Regions from separate parts of the Mus musculus genome. Here region 2 is linked to region 1. The links are chromatin contacts, found by Hi-C or POLR2A ChIA-PET in ENCODE. All regions are on one chromosome and are shown on one strand. The core of a region is the stretch at or near the end of the contact, and the rest is flanking DNA. Distances in the headings are between cores, read along the strand shown.

Region 1 (7,643 bases), core at 3,197-5,696:
GCCTCTCCATGCAAATGAGGCATTCCCATGCAAATGAGGTGTTCCCAGCTCTGCAAGCCTCAGCCAAAGTTCTTTCAGCTGACACACCCCTTCTCACTTCCCGAGGTCTCTAAGCGCCCTGGAGCTATTACGCACACAGTGTTTCACTGAATGCCTTCTAAGGGACCTCGAAGCTGGATCGACATCCTGAGGTCCTGCTGATCCACCGGTTCCGCCTTCCTCTATCCTTTCCCACCCCATGTGCAGCAGGCACCTGGACAGCCCAGGGTGAGAAGTGAGACCCAGAACCACTTTCCACCTGTCTCTACCCCTTCTCTTCCACCCTTTCAACACACTAACAGGAGACAGGAGAGGATAAAAAGGATAGAGGGGAAAGGGGGTGACGTTATCTTTAAACTACTTCCTGCTGATTAGGAGCATCAAGTTCCTTTAGGCCAGTTTGATTTTCACCCAGCAGAATATCTAATTTCTTCTTCTAGTTCCTTTGCACACAACTACTTAACTAATAGCAACCAGCCAACAGCCCACCCTGCCTCTCAGGGCCCTAGCATTTATAGACCCTCTGAAGTGTCCCCAGAATTCCAAAGGTCACACAATCTCCAAAATTGTCTGTGGCTAGCAAAACCACACCCCTCTTAGAGCACAAGGCTAACTCCTAGTCAGCTGCTGTGGACAGTCTGAAGCAGCCCCATATCCCGTATCTGTGATCAAAATGAAGACATATTCCCATATGTCTGTGTTTTTCAAAAAAATCAAGATTCTCACTAGATTTTCCCACCAGCCAATCCCAGAGGTAAAGGTATCAAGAAAACAAAATGTGGGTCTCCGAAAGACCATGCAGCAGTGAAGAGCACTTCTTTTTTTTTTCCGAGACAGGGTTTCTCTGTGTAGCCCTGGCTGTCCTGGAACTCACTCTGTAGACCAGGCTGGCCTCGAACTCAAAAGTCCACCTGCCTCTGCCTCCCAAGTGCTGGGATTAAAGGTGTATGCCACCATGCCCGGCTGAAGAGCACTTCTTGCAGAGGATCCAGGTTTGATTCCCAGCACCAAAAGGGCAGCTCACAACCATCCGTTACTCCAGTTTCCAGGCACACACATGATGAAGAGACGTATAGGCAAGCAAAAATAGTCATACACATGAAATAAAGTAAATATATCTAAAAATAGATTTTTATAGAAAAAGCAAATACATTTTCCGGGGATACTGTCTGGTATGGGAGGCTGTCCCCTCCCTTGGGCAGCCTCAGAAAAGAGAAGTGTAAGAAGAGAATAGAGAACCATTGTGGTCAAAGGACAACAGCCAGCCTGGGGCCTACCATGTGCTGAGGCTCAGCAGGGGTCACAGAAAGGTGCTGAGCTCATACAGCCTCCCAACACCCACCTAAGAGGACTCCCAGCGCCCGCCCGGGAAGCATGGGGTCTTAACAGCAGGAGCCACAGGCTGGTAGCTGCAGGTAGGAGTGGGGAGGGGGAAGCAGCTAAGGAGTAACATAGGTAAACTGTGGGGGCCAGGATACCAGAGACTCCACACATGTTCTGCAATGAGCTGTCATGCTGACCCTTGCCACAGCAGGGGTCCTGGCTAAACCAGAGAGAGGAGGATGAAGGGGGGAGACATCCACACTGATCCTGGGAGGCATTACATTAAGTGGGAGAGTTACCACAGAGAATATGGTTGCATTTCCATCACAGGCCCAGGGCAGAGGAGCACACAGAAAGCAGGATAGTGTTTAGCTGCTGAAGTGAGTGACACAGACGGAGGATGCTATGGGAGTTTCTAGTGTCTGTGGTGGGGTGAATGCAGTAGGTATCACACATGTGAAGGGGATACCAGGAGACAAAGATCAAGAGAACGGACCAGAAACAATACTTGATGTCATCATTGTGACTTTCTCCCACAGTAATGTGAGAGGCCAAACCTGGAGAAAAGATGAAGGAATGCCAAGCCAAACAGCAGACAACCTCTGTCACATTGATTTCAAACTACAGCAAACCAAAGATGAAGGAAACCATCCCTGAAGTGGCCAAAGAAAACCTGTGCAAACTACTGGGGGGGGGGGCAGTGCGGGAGGGGCACACCTTTAATCCCAGCACTGGAGAGGCAGGTAGATCTCTGAGTTGGAAGCCAGCCTGGACTACAGAGTGAGTTTCAGGACAGCCAGGGCTACACAGAGAAACCCTGTCTCAAGGTTGTCTCAAGCATTCACATTTGTGTGAATTTTTAATGTGATCAAAGAAAAGGCCCCACCAACCAAGAAGTCTGCACCTCATGAACTTGCCCTTAAATATGAAAGATGGGCTGAAGAGAGAGATGCATGATGGGTAAACTGAAGTCCCAAGTCTGAATCCTCAGAACCGATGTAATGCCATGCACAGAAGTGCACCTCTGGGACCCTGGCACCCCTATGGTGAGAGGAGAAAGCCCCAGAGTTTGCAGACCAGCTAGCCTGGGCTACACAGTGCTAAAGGACAAAAAGAATCCCAGTTTCAAACAAGGTAGGAGGAAGACTGACCTCTGACCTCCACTCTCACATCACGTCAGGTGTGCAGCCACACTCACACACACAAATGTGTGCACCATGCACACACATCACACAGGCATATGCACAAAGTGAAGAAATAAGGATTTCTGCAAAAGATAAAAATAGTGGAATTTACTGCCGGTAAACCTGCCTTGCAAGAAGACTAAAGTAAGCTGTTAAAGGAACAGAGACGGTATAGGCTAGAAATGTGTGTCTCCTTAATGTAGTGAGGATTTTGGTTTCCTTATAAAAACCCAGTTATGCTATGTGATTATGTTTTGTTCTGGTCCAGGGGTTGGGGCATGGGGCTGCTTCAGATTGTCCACAGCCGCAATGATTTATCTCATGTTCTAGAAGGGACGTGATTTTTGCCAGCTGCAGATAATTTGCATTTGGCATTCTGGGGACTCTTAAGAGGGTATAAAGTCGAGAGCCTGGGACAGCTGCTGGTCTCTGCTGTTGTGATCCCTACCACTTTTGTTATTGTTGGGTTGCTGGATAGTCTGATGAAGAAGACTCGATTTGCCCCAAAGAATTCGATATCCCTAGTCATCAGGAAGTAATCTAAAAAGACCTGTGTCCCTTTCCCCTGTCACCCTCTTTCTCTCCTACCGAGTGTTGGGGGTTCGAAGGGATTTGGGTGCAGAGGAGTGGTAGACAATGGAACCCAATAACTTAATCCAAAAAAGTGCAGCTGCAGCTTAAAGACCAGCAGAGCGGGCGGAAACGTCAGTGAGCGTGAAACTGAAGCTCATTTTCCTAGCCAGGCTTGTGAGCTCAGCCTCTGAAGAGACTGGCATGGAGCTGCAGAGCAGTGGCTCCCTGGCTAAGTGTTTGCTTCTCTTCCAGAGGACCCTGGTTCAGTTCCCAGCATCCATGTCACGGGATTCAAGGAACTCCCACCCCAGCGGATCTGATGCCCTCTTCCAGACTTTGCAGGTACCCACACTCGCATGGCATGCACATGCATGCGCACACACAAATACGTACACACAAATGAAAATAAAACAATTGGTTTTTTAATGTAAATTAGAGAGGAGAAGTATACAAAATCAAACCATGCACCCCAAATAATAAGGCCAGAAGACCAAGGAAACCCCAGTTAGTGTCTGAGGGAAGAATGAAGGCACCCTCCCTCTGGACAGATAGGGAAACTAAGACCCATGGAGGTTGATGGTGCTGGGACTAGCACCCAGAGCCCAGCTCTATGGCTCAGGCCTGTGGTGAGGCATCTGGATTTTGCTGAGCGCCCCCATCCAGCTGTGCACATCTGTCAGCCTCTGTAGGATGAGACAATAACCAGGAGCAGGGGCCAAGTACTCAAAACCTCCAAGTAGAACAACGCTGGAGCCTCCAAGGGGCGGGGCTGGAGCCTCCAAGGGGCGGGGCTGGAGCCTCCAAGGGGCGGGGCTGGAGCCTCCAAGGGGCGGGCCTGGCAACCGTTTCCTGGGGCTGAGCCTGGGCCAGCAGGGCTACCCCTAGGCACTACATTCCTTTGGTCACACCTCATCCTCCGGTGGAGGGGATGGCCCCCCTGGAGGATTACCTCAGCAAGTCCTAACTCCTCGCTCAACCTCCTTCAGGATAAACCGGTTCCTCCCAGTTCTGCCGGCCCCACCCTTCATGTCTGAACCTAGTGTGCGCCCCATGGCTTCCCTACCCTCTAACCGGGAGGAAGGAGTGCTCAGAATCCTCAGTAGCCAGTGGGAGACCTTTGTACACAGAAGCTCTGGCTATGTAAGAGGAAGCTTCCCTTAACCCTTAGGAGCCTCTAGTGAGAGGGGAGATGGCCTCAGGTTCAGGGACTGACAGTCTGATGGAGGAGACCTTTGCCACCATCAGGAGGCTCTGTGAGCATGCCCAGATGTGGGTTGAGTGCGCACAGCGGCCCCAAGTTTACCGCAGTGGGCTCCAGTACCTCAATTGTGGGCGGTAGCCAGCATCCTCACACTACCACCACACCCTGAGGCAACAGGAAACACATATTCCTGCCACACCCGTGCTTCTAGTGAGAAACTGGCCTGCTGTGGCTTCCACTGTCTCCATAGGGGTCCCCTCTTGCGCTGAAACCCATGCCAAGCAGGCCCACAGTGCTTGATACCGGGCAGGCTCAGCCTGCCTCTGCCGGGCCCTGAAGTTGGTAAGGCTCCAGAAGCCTGGCTTGCAAGGACTCACGGTTACAACATTGTCCTGTTGTCACCATGCCCACCAAGCCTGGAGATAATAACAGACAAAAACACAGAGCCCTTCTCTGATCTACCACAGTGGGGAAGCCAGTAACAGCTCTTGGAATTTTGTTTTGTTTTGTATTTTCGAGACAGGGTTTCTCTGTGTAGCCCTGGCTCTCCTGGGACTCCCTCTGTAGACCAGGCTGGCCTTGAACTCAGAAATCTGCCTGCCTCTGCCTCCCAAGTGCTGGGATTAAAGGTGTGTGCCACCACTGCCAGGCTCAGCTCTTGGAATTTAAGCAGAGACCACCTCTGTGGAAATGATAACACCCGGTTTGCTGGGTTTCTAACTCTTACTATTCAGTCCCCTTTCTTAGCTGGTGAGCAGGAAGGCAGGTCTGTCTTAAGTGGGAACCTGACATTGGTCCCAGCTGGCCAGCTGTGGAAGCACACCTGTCCCTACCTCAGTTTCTCAGGCACCTCCTTCATGTCAGGGACACACAAGTGTCACACAGGGCACAGCTGAAACGACTTGTTGGTGAGCAGTAGCAGTGCCGGGCTGCCCAGCGAGCACCCCTATCCCTTACGGCCACGGTTTCCCATAAGGCACATTGTCCACGCCAGGAGCCACAACCTGTCCTCAACTCCACCTTCCCCTGAGCCAGCTTTTCCCGTAGATCCCATGAGCAACTTGGTGTCTCTTCAGTAATTTCCTTTTGTTTTCCACTAAAAAAGTTGACTTTGGAAGTTGAGGAGATGGAAGAATCAAAGATCTGTCTGGTCTAGTCAGGTCAGAGGGCGGAGAAAGCCCCACAGCACATCCAAGGGAATGTGGATCTAATGGCCCGAAGTGTGGAGTGAGTGTTGAAACAGCTAATTAAATTACATTTACTCCATTAATTAAATGGTGGCCTGTGGCCATCTGGAAGGGAAAAACCACCATCAAGGTCAGAGGCCTGAGGGCAGGGCCCAGTCCATACAGCCCATGGGGACAGGAGGTGTTTGAAGGCAGATTCTGCTTCTGTGACAAAGGGGGAGGGGGGGTGCTGCAGGAGTAGAGGGTGGAGAACAGAGAAGGGAGAGAAGAGAGTGAGAGAGGAGACAGTGAGAGAGAAGAGAGAGAGAGAAGAGAGAAGAGAGAGAGAGAAGAGAGAGAGAGAGTGAGTTAGTTCAAATCCTCAAATCCTAGCTCCAGTCTGTGCCTGGGGCCAAGAAACACTTTATATAACCAGGCTAAAAATTCTCTTGCCTTTTTCTGCCACTGGAGCGGTTTGTGGAAAGCCCAATGTAGAGTTAGATCCCTCTCCGGGGACAAATTCCAGAGGCAGCTGTGCTCAGAGCTTCTCCCTCTTCTGCCGGCTGTACACATGCACACAGCCCCGGGGCAGCCTCGGCTCTTTCTCTTATTTTATGGCCTTGTGCTGTATGGGGTACATTTGGCTGCGAGTAACAGAAACTGTGAGACCCGGAGGGAGGGAGCTGGGCTTCTGGTGCCCCACAAGTCTGCTAGGAGTTTTCTCTCATTTCTGCTGATTTCCAGCTAGGATGGTTTCAAGCAAGTGGCCCTGGAGCCAACTCTCCCTGTTTTAGAACAATTGACTGCCTGCACCCTACACCATTTGGGAGGATGTCCTCTTCTCTATAGCTTGACATAAACTCCGGCGAGCATATTGTTACCAGGCATATCAGTGAATGCTACTCCGCAGGGTCGAGAGGTGATGTGGTGCGGCTCTGGTTTCTTGTTAGAACTGGCTTCCTGATGAGAAGCACGGACCATCCACCACTGTCCAGGCGAGGGGCGGGAGATTCTGCTAACCATGCAACCAGGTCTTCCTCTATAGCTTTGTTGGCTTGGTCTCTGGGATCATCCCTGAAGCCATGCTGTAGACTGTTTCCCCTGAGAAGCCAAAGGTGGTGAACCACAAAAGCCTCTTGGAGGAATAAGCGAAGAAGATGAGCTAAAGGGGACAGCCAGCAGCCACGCTGCCACACCTGCTGGGGTGGCTCCCACACACCTACAACCTCTCCCAGTATCTCCGAGCTTCAGACTTCCAGGCTGGTAACTCTGTGCTTTAGACCGGTGTAACTGACCACTTAAAGAGACATCGCCACACGAATGTCGTAGCTCATGCTCCTGGCCACTGCCCAGCTCTGGCCTACGTGCTATGCAGGCATCAGCTCAGCTTCTCCATGCAAGAGCCGTGTGAGGTGGGTTCCATTGCTACCATCTCCCATAGATGAGGAAAAAGAGGCTCCAAGGGTGACAAAGTCCTCTACTGTGTTCTGCACCCCCCTTTGAAGCAACGCTTCATTTTCCATCACCCTTCCCTACACTTCCCCCAAACCCCCCTCTTGTCTACCTACAACTCAGCGCTCGGGTCTCTGTGTAGTTATCCCTATGTGAACCCCAGCCAGAGCAGGTATCTCACCTCTGGGCGGCAATGGCTCTGTCTCCCACACCATCTGTAAAAACATCTGACTTCTAGTTTGTTCTCTCTGTAAGCGTCTCTTCTCGTCTGTGAACTGTGTCCCTCAGGGACCGGAAATGGGGCCCCATACCACATGCCCACTCCCCTAGCCCAGGGCTTGGCATCTGGTAAAGAAGAGATGAGGCCCAGTCCAGACCACCCCCTCCGCCCTCCACTGACAGCTCCTGAGCTGCAGTGGCCCTACCTGCTACAGATGCTCTGTGCAAGCAGGTTTCCCCCATCCCTCACAGCCCCTGCACCCGCACTTCCCCAGCTGCGTCTGCTGCTTCGCAGGCCCAGCACGGATCTCCTCACCTCCGCTCCCAGCCTCCTTCCTGCTTTACTCTTTTATTAAGATTCTAATTAAATAATTCTAATTAAGTGTAATGAGCTGAATCGACAAACTTCTAGCGATAAAATGGCACTCGGGATGTGCTCTCTCCTGATCTCAGACAATGTCGGTGTAGGGTGAGGGGCTCTGCTGC
Region 2 (7,643 bases), core at 1,876-4,375, 33 kb after region 1:
CCTCCCCGGTGCTGGGATTAAAGGATTATGCCCAAGGGTATTTACATGCCTACAGGTAAATAAGAGTAGCTCCCCACCTACCATCACTTTACTGAACCAGGTACTTTGTATTTATCTTTTGGGGGTTGTCTCTGACAGCCTAGCACAACCCACAAAGGAATGAGGGTCACAGTGACCCCCAGGACCTTTAGGAAGAATATCGCTGAGCTGGGAAAAATTCTTGGCAAGGAGCTGAGATGCGATCTTTTGGCCAGTGGGGGTGGTGGCACACTCCTTTGTTCTCAGATCTCTGGAGGCAGAGGCAGGGAGATCCCAGAGTTTGAGGCCAGCCTGGCCTACAGAGTGAGTTCCAGGGCAGCCAGGGCTACATTGGGAAACCCTGTCTCATAAGGGGAAGTGGCCATGAGAAAGAAGAGTCCTCTTCCTAGGTGAGTGGGAAGCCAGCAGGTCGGTGCTTGGCAGCTCCAGCCAGGGTTCTCTTTCTCAGCAGGGGCTGATTCTACCCAGAATCCCTCATCTTTGCTTTGTCCTCTGAGCTTTTGTTTTGTTTTGTTTTGTTTTGTTTTTAATACTCATTATGTCTATGGAGAAGAGTCCCCGTGCATGTGTGGAGGTCACAATTCCTGGGAATCGGTTTTCTCCTTCCTCCAAATGGAGCCCAGGACTAGAACTCAGGTCCTCCCGCCTGAGAACAAGTCCCTTTTCCCATCTAACAGGCTCTGGCCTTTGATCTTAAACGCTAGACCCAAGGGCTGGATAGGTCCCAACCTCTCATGCTGGCCACACCCAAGGCTTTCCTGTCTAACCTGGTCCTGGGGGCCAGCTAGCCAAACCTGGGGTGGAGCTGCCCCCCAACAGCCAGAAAACCCAAGGAATAAGGCTAAGATCCCTGGGCTGGGGAAGCTCTGCCTCAGGCCATGCTCTAGGCCTAGAGTTAGGACTTCATTTCCCGGTCCTATCTCTAAAATGGGTCTGAAGATAAGAATCCCAAGCTTTGTCACCTCCCAGGAGCCAATGAGCTCACAGAAGTCAAATACCAGAGACAGAAGCAGGGGCATGCATTCACTGAGACCACCTCTAGGCAAGTAAGACAAGCACAGACACTCCCACAAAAGTTCCAGACCAAGCAATACTCTTCCCGGCAAAGGAATATTGCGAACTTGACACTTAACCAAAGATAGGCCAGGTTTCTGAGGAGCTCATTGTGAGCACAGAGCTTTGGGAGGAGCAGGGAGAGAGGAGAGCGCTGCATCCCTCCAGGGTACAGACAGGCTGAGGCCCCCATCTCAGAACTGGCCAACCTGATAAGAATCAGGTTGAATCCAGAGGACATGGACATAACTATATGGCGGTGCACACCTTTAATCCCAGCACTGGGGGATCAGAGGCTCAAAGCACACCTGGTCTACACAGCAAGTCCTAGGCCAGCCTAGACAACAAGAGACCTCATCACCAACCTGTAAAATAGACTAGCAACATCTTAACTGACACCTATCCCTGACCAGCCTCATTTAAACTCACTATCTGACACCTCATGACTGTGAACTTCTGATTTGTAGGCTTCCAACTCCCTAGTTCTGGGAGTACAGACACGAACCGCTACACCTGATTTGTTTAGTGCCGATACTGGAACCAAGAACTTAAAGTACCACGGGCTTCCTGCAAGCTAAGGCAAGCATCCTACCAAACACAACACACACATCCCCAGCCCCGCAGGAATTTTATCCCTATTTTCCAGGATAGGAAACAGAATCACTAAGAACAAGTGATCGGCCTTAAGGCTGGAGCTGGAAGGGAAACTTCTCACCATCCAAAATGTACCCTGATGCCCTAGATTCATCCCCTGCTTCCTGGCTCCCTCCCCTTCAGACCTCTTCCCCACCCACCCTTCTCTCTCTTGTCCCAGTAGAAAAACCACAGGGTTCGTCCACTGGAAGAGAAGGTCACACTCAGAAGCCCTGGTCACATCCCACGAATTTTTGAAGGGCTATTTTGGTAGTTAAGTGTGGAAGTCAGTACATGCCCTGCCCAAGGGGCCTCTGACCCCACCCCCGCCAGTAGGCACCAGCACGCGTTCCCGATGCCAGTCAGGGCTAGGAGGAGCCCACAACTGGAACACCACAGTGGGAATGAGGAGGGGCAGGGCGGGCTCCCGAGGCCCAGACACGCTGGCGCTCCAGGGACTAGGAAACTCGGGCTCCCCTGGTGGAGCCCGGCAAGGGAAGGTGCTGACGAGAAGCTGGGGGCGGGGAGGGGGTACTGTTAGTGGGAGAGGTGGGGGGCCCCAGGTAGGTGGCAGGTGAGGGTGTGCCGCGAGCCCGGGTACTTTGGCTTCACATCAGAAAGGGAAGGCCTGGGTGATCATCCCACGCGAATGAAAAGGGAGGAGGGACCTAAGCTAGGTTTCTCAGGCCTCGGGGGAGGGTGCCAGGTGACGGCTCTCCGAAAGTAACCCGAGAGGTGGCTGGGGGAGGCTCCTCTCCACCCTTCCAGACTCCCGGGAGAAATGGCAGCGAGTCTGAGTCTGCCTTTTGCCTAGGTGCCCAGGGACTCGGACCAGCCCCCAAGGAAAAGTACGGAGGAAAACAGGGTTTGTAAATAGCCTGGGCTCCAGCCTCGCCACCTGGACGCGTCCAGAGGGGAGGAAGCGGGACCCTGAATGGCACCCGGGCTGGGATCGCCCCTCGAGGCAGGGACCTGCGAAACTCCAGCGTCCAGAGGGGACCCTGTAGGTTGTGCTGGAGTGGGTAGAGAGGCTCTAGACGTCCCCTTCGCGCCACACCTGGGGACCCCGAGTTAAGCCTGATCCCTGTCGACCTGCCCCAGACGTGCAGCCGGACATGACCCCCGGCCCCGCCGCGCGGGGCGGGACGAAGCCACCCAGTCCACCTTGGCCCGGAGCTCGGCGGAGGCCCGACCCGGGGCGCATACACTCACTGCGGTGCCGGCCGCCCGCCCAGCTCTGCTTGGCCAGACTGGGGCTCCGGATTAGCGCGCGCCCCGCCGACTTGAGCGCGTCCATGGCCCGCTCCGGTTGTCGCCGCCGCCACTGACGCCGCTACCGCCGCCAAAACTCCTCCAGGAAAACTTTCCGCCGGGCCAGGCGGCGCGCGCCCGCTGCGCTCCTCCCCCGCCCTCCCCGCGACGTCTAGGGGCGGGGCCGGAGGGGCTACGCCCACCGCCACGCCCCTAGAGCGCAACCCCGCCCTTCCCGGACCTGGACCGGCTCCGAGGCTGCACGCGCGGTGTTCCTAAACTCAGAACCCACCAAGGCTCCCAGCCCAGCGCCTTTCCCCGTTCTCTAGCTACGGGATCCCATGGCCTTCTAGATAGCTCAGCTAAAAGGCACCTGGATACCGTTTCACCGATGGGAAGAGTGAAAGGTAGAACGATAAGGGTCTTGTTCAAAAATAAGAGAAAGAAAAAAACGATAGATGGGAAGGAGAGGGTCGAGTGGATAAAGGCACTTGCCGCCAAGCTTGACAATGATCCCGGAGACAACACGGTAGAAGAAGAGAATCAACTCCTGCAAATTGTCCTCTGACCTCCTGGCGCTAACAGTGGCACCTCCCCCATTGCTTACATACACAAAATAAATGTAAATAATTAAATAAATATGAGTGAGGGGCGCACCAAAGCAATGGGAGTCTTTGAACGAGGGAATGAAGGCCGCGAATTTTGCTGGGAAGGATCGGGAGTGTATTGGTAGATGCCCTTAGCAGCTTTCTTAGCTGTCCTCTGCCCCCACAGTCTCAGGGACATTGCAACCTTAGACGCAGACTCAGGCATGCTGTGTGACCCAGGCTGTCCTTCCCTGCTCTGAGTCATGATATCTGTCAAATGAAGCGTGATCCTATCTGTAGTGCACCCACCGGCCTGTCTGGGCAGGCCCTCGGTGTGTAGCCTTGCTCTAGCCTGTTTCCAAGGCAGCACCTGCTCCAGCCCCAGGAAGCTGGTAATTTAACTCTAGAGCCAGGAGCGATGGCTCAGACCGGTAATCATAGCGCTCATGGAGCTGAAGCAGGAGGATTCCTGCAAGTTCCAAGGCATCCTGGGGTATAGAGTGAAACTTTGTCTCAGAAAACCCAAATAACAAAGAATTCTAACTATTAAAAAAAAACCAAGAAAACAAAACAAAAAACCAAAAAACCCGCTAACCCTTGGTTCAGACTGTGCCCAAAGGAGTCTGGCGTTCACTACCTGGCTTCCAGAAGCTGGGCTTCAGCAGCGCAGCTGTGACCTCTGGCTAGTTTCAGAAGCCAGCAGATCTCTTCTGGCTGGGAGACACACATGCTGTGTGCTCTAGCTGCCCAAGGAGGCCTGGCTCACATTCCACTCTTTCTAAACCTCCTGTCTGTTCCAAGTGCTCCGCCTGAGTGGACAGTACAGCCAGCCATAGCCTCCTTTACAGCAGGAGACACGACATACCTGTGGTTCCCCAAGAGTCAGAGAGTGATGCCTCAGTGGGAATCCTAGTGGGGGGCATGGTCTGGCCATTATAAGTTTCAGCTGTAAAGGAGGCAAGAAGACCTTTCCCATGGAGCTGTCCTGTGTGACTGGAGTTAGAGGCGATAACTCCTGCCCCTGCCCTCAAAAATCCACCCACCTTCTCCAGGAAGCTCTCCTGGACCACTGTCTCTGGGTTAGATTTCTCCCCATGGGCTCCCATTGCTTTAAACTTGGAACATTATAATGCTGTCCCCCGTGATTCCCCCATGCATCAGAGACCATGACCTCAAGGACACAACGGTATGAGGGGAGTTGGAGGGCTGTCAGCAGGCAGGGAGGGCTGCTCTTTCCTTCTCCTGACCTCTCCAGGTTTCTACCATACCAGGTTGGTGAGTCATCTATCCCCTCAGAAGGCTCAGAAGTGAGTAGAGAGGTGACAGCTGACCCCCAGCTTTCTTGTCCGGGGTCAGCTAGATCCTAGACCAGCAGACACATATATATATGTATATATACATATATATATATGTATGTATTTTTTTTTTTTTTTGAGCCTGGAGGGAAAACAATCACCAGGGCCACGAGCCCAGGAGCAGCTCAGTGGTGGTGTCTGGCTGGCCGGGGGAGACATATGGACCCGGTAATCAGACCTGCCTGGGAACTGTGTGTGGGCAGCAAAGGCTGTTTAGCAGCTTTGTGTGTCCTTCCGGAGGTGACTTGCTGGGAGTTGTCAGGCATGTGTCACCTATGGAGGGGCAGACTGCTGGGGGCCCTTCTGCTGCGCCCAGAAAGAGAAGTAGAGACAGACGGTCAGGGCTGCAAGGGGCCCAACACTGAGTCGCTCTGCCCAAAGCCTCATTTCACAGGTGAGGAGGCAAAGGCCCAGAGAGGAGCAAGAGCTTGCCCAAGGTCACACAGCAGGCTAGGACCAGCAGCCAGGGCTCTAGCATCCCACATGTAATACTGGGGTGCTTAAAACTACGGGACGGGGGCAGGGAAACCACACTCAGTATTCAAGACAAGGCTTTAAGGTTGTTTTCTCTGTTTGGAGTGTGTAGCTTTCTACTGACTTCTGATTCACTACGTAACCCAATGAAGATGACCTTGGTCTTTCTGCCTCCAAGTGCTAGAATTTACGGAGACTTTCCCCTCGTGCCAGGTATGTGTGTTGCTGGGCATTGAACGCAGAGTCTCGAACACATTAGGGCAAGCATCTTACTAGCTATATCCCCAGACCTCTGGGGTTTTCTTTGGGTGGCAGTTGTTTTGCTTTAATTTATATTCTTTAAGGCACAGTCTCACTATGTACTTCTGGCTGTCCTTGAACTCACTCTGTAGACCATGCTGGTCTCGAACTCAGAAATCAGAGATCTACCTGCCTCTGTCTCCTAAGTACTGGGTTTAAAGGCAAGCACCACCACACCCGACCCGACCCTCCTGTTTGTTTTTTAATTTTTCTCTTATCTGATCTAATTTTACAAACACTTCTACAATGACTGTGAGCCCCTTAGTAATAACAAAACAAAAATCTATGACGTGGGAAAAAGGTGATCCCAGCAGGAGTGGGCAGCTTCTGGTTTTAGGCAAATGGTTTCTTCTTTTCTCCTCCTGAGTTTTTTTGGTTTTTTTTTTTTTTTTTTTTGGTTTTTCGAGACAAGGTTTTTCTGTGTAGCCCCGGCTGTTCTGGAACTCACTCTGTAGACCAGGCTGGCCTCGAACTCAGAAATCCTCCTGCCTCTGCCTCCCAAGTGCTGGAAATAAAGGCGTGCGCCACCACTGCCCGGCTTCTCTTCCTGAGTTTTCTCCAGGACCCCGGTGAGAGAGCAGGAGACAAGCCGGCTGGACCATTAGCCTCTCTGTATAGAGACTGAGAGAGAAGCAGGGAGCCTGGCTGAGGAGCCAAAGCCTGGGCCAATCCCTAGAACCCACAGAGTAGAAGAAAGGAGTTCACTTTTCAAAGCTGTCCTCTGATCGCTATGCCCACACGCTGCCCCCCAGGAAAATGAATAAGTAAAATGTAATAAGAACTTTAATGTTCTTGCTTCCCTGAGTCAGCCTCCTCCTGCTGCTCCTCTGCCACAGAGCAGGTTAGTCTGGAAGAGGCTGGCATGAGCTTAACCTTCAGCAAAAACAACCTTTAAATACCTTGGGCCTCAGTTTCCTCAAAAGTGTCAAACTGGTGCCTCGGGTCAGACATTTAGGTCTCCCCGGGATCCTACAACAGGCAGTTTTAGAAGACAGACTCTCCCTGCAGGAAAGTGAGTGTCCTGGTGACAGCTCTGGCACATGGTGTGAGTTGCAAAGGCCTCCTCTGCCTTGGAGAGCCCACGGAGGGCAGCACCTGAGGTTGGTAGGCAGGAGGTGGGAGTCACCCGCACTTGGCCTTGGATCCTGAAGGTGACATGCACCTCACAGATCTGTGAGGAACATGTCAGCTCTTTCTTTTTTTTTTTTTTTTTGGTTTTTCAAGACAGGGTTTCTCTGTGTAGCCCTGGCTGTCCTGGCACTCACTTTGTAGACCAGGCTCGCCTCGAACTCAGAAATCCCCCTGCCTCTGCCTCCCGAGTGCTGGGATTAAAGACGTGCGCCACCACGCCCGGCTATGTCGGCTCTTTCTAAGCCACACACAGAGATGGAGGAAGTGGGGAATCACACCTCATGGAATTGTGGGGTATACCAATTGTGCCCTGCCTGTCTGTGTTAGCTGTCTGTGTAATACCCGTGTGCACACTAAATCCTCCCTCCTTGCCGCATGGAGGATGGAGATGAAATGGAGGGCTCTTGTGGCTTTGGGGAAGGAGTGCTCTGGAGACTGGAATTAGCCTGAGTCTTGAGCAGGGAGGGTGGCCTCACCTTGACTACCAGAGTTCTGCTGCTTTAGTGGAGACCAGCCGCCCTGAGGGAATCTGAAAGATGGGAGAGCCAGCAGTCATGAAGGAACAGGTCCTTACACAGTCCTGACCTTTAACCTGCTTGCTAACCTGCTCATCTGGCCCACTCTCCCTGCTTACAATGCTTTCTTTTCTAGAAAGTTCCAGACTTTCCTGGCTTCCTCACTCACGCGACAGGATCTAAGTGGCCTCTTCCGTACCCAAACCTTAGCTACTTATACCTCTTTTCTTACCCTAACACATGCACACATGTGTAGACATACACATTTATACATGCTTGCACACACATACACATATGCACAGACT

What was found. A loop is a pair of places that touch in the nucleus more often than their neighbours do. ChIA-PET counts read pairs that join two places held with the same protein, here RNA polymerase II (POLR2A).
Region 2: a map of heart shows a loop between it and region 1 (1.8-fold over the local background). The contact joins the promoter of Ldlrap1 here to the enhancer-like site in region 1. A Hi-C loop is called at or near these places in 1 of 37 maps with a recorded cell type or tissue (heart). POLR2A ChIA-PET finds 5 or more read pairs at or near these places in 3 of 5 experiments (Patski and embryonic stem cell).

Annotation. Positions count from the first base shown.
Region 1 is chr4:134,730,330-134,737,972 of GRCm38, forward strand. No RefSeq gene overlaps it. Among named protein-coding and RNA genes, the nearest start is that of Man1c1, 30 kb to the left of the region's middle. Within about 2 kb of position 4,447, at least 1 of the 3 ENCODE cell types and tissues checked has a DNase peak (open chromatin) inside an H3K27ac peak, as active enhancers do; it is heart, where a contact is called at or near this core.
Region 2 is chr4:134,764,879-134,772,521 of GRCm38, forward strand. It overlaps Ldlrap1 (low density lipoprotein receptor adaptor protein 1), which reads right to left and starts at 3,126. Exons shown (of 9, transcript NM_145554.2): 1 at 2,938-3,126. The coding sequence starts at 3,022.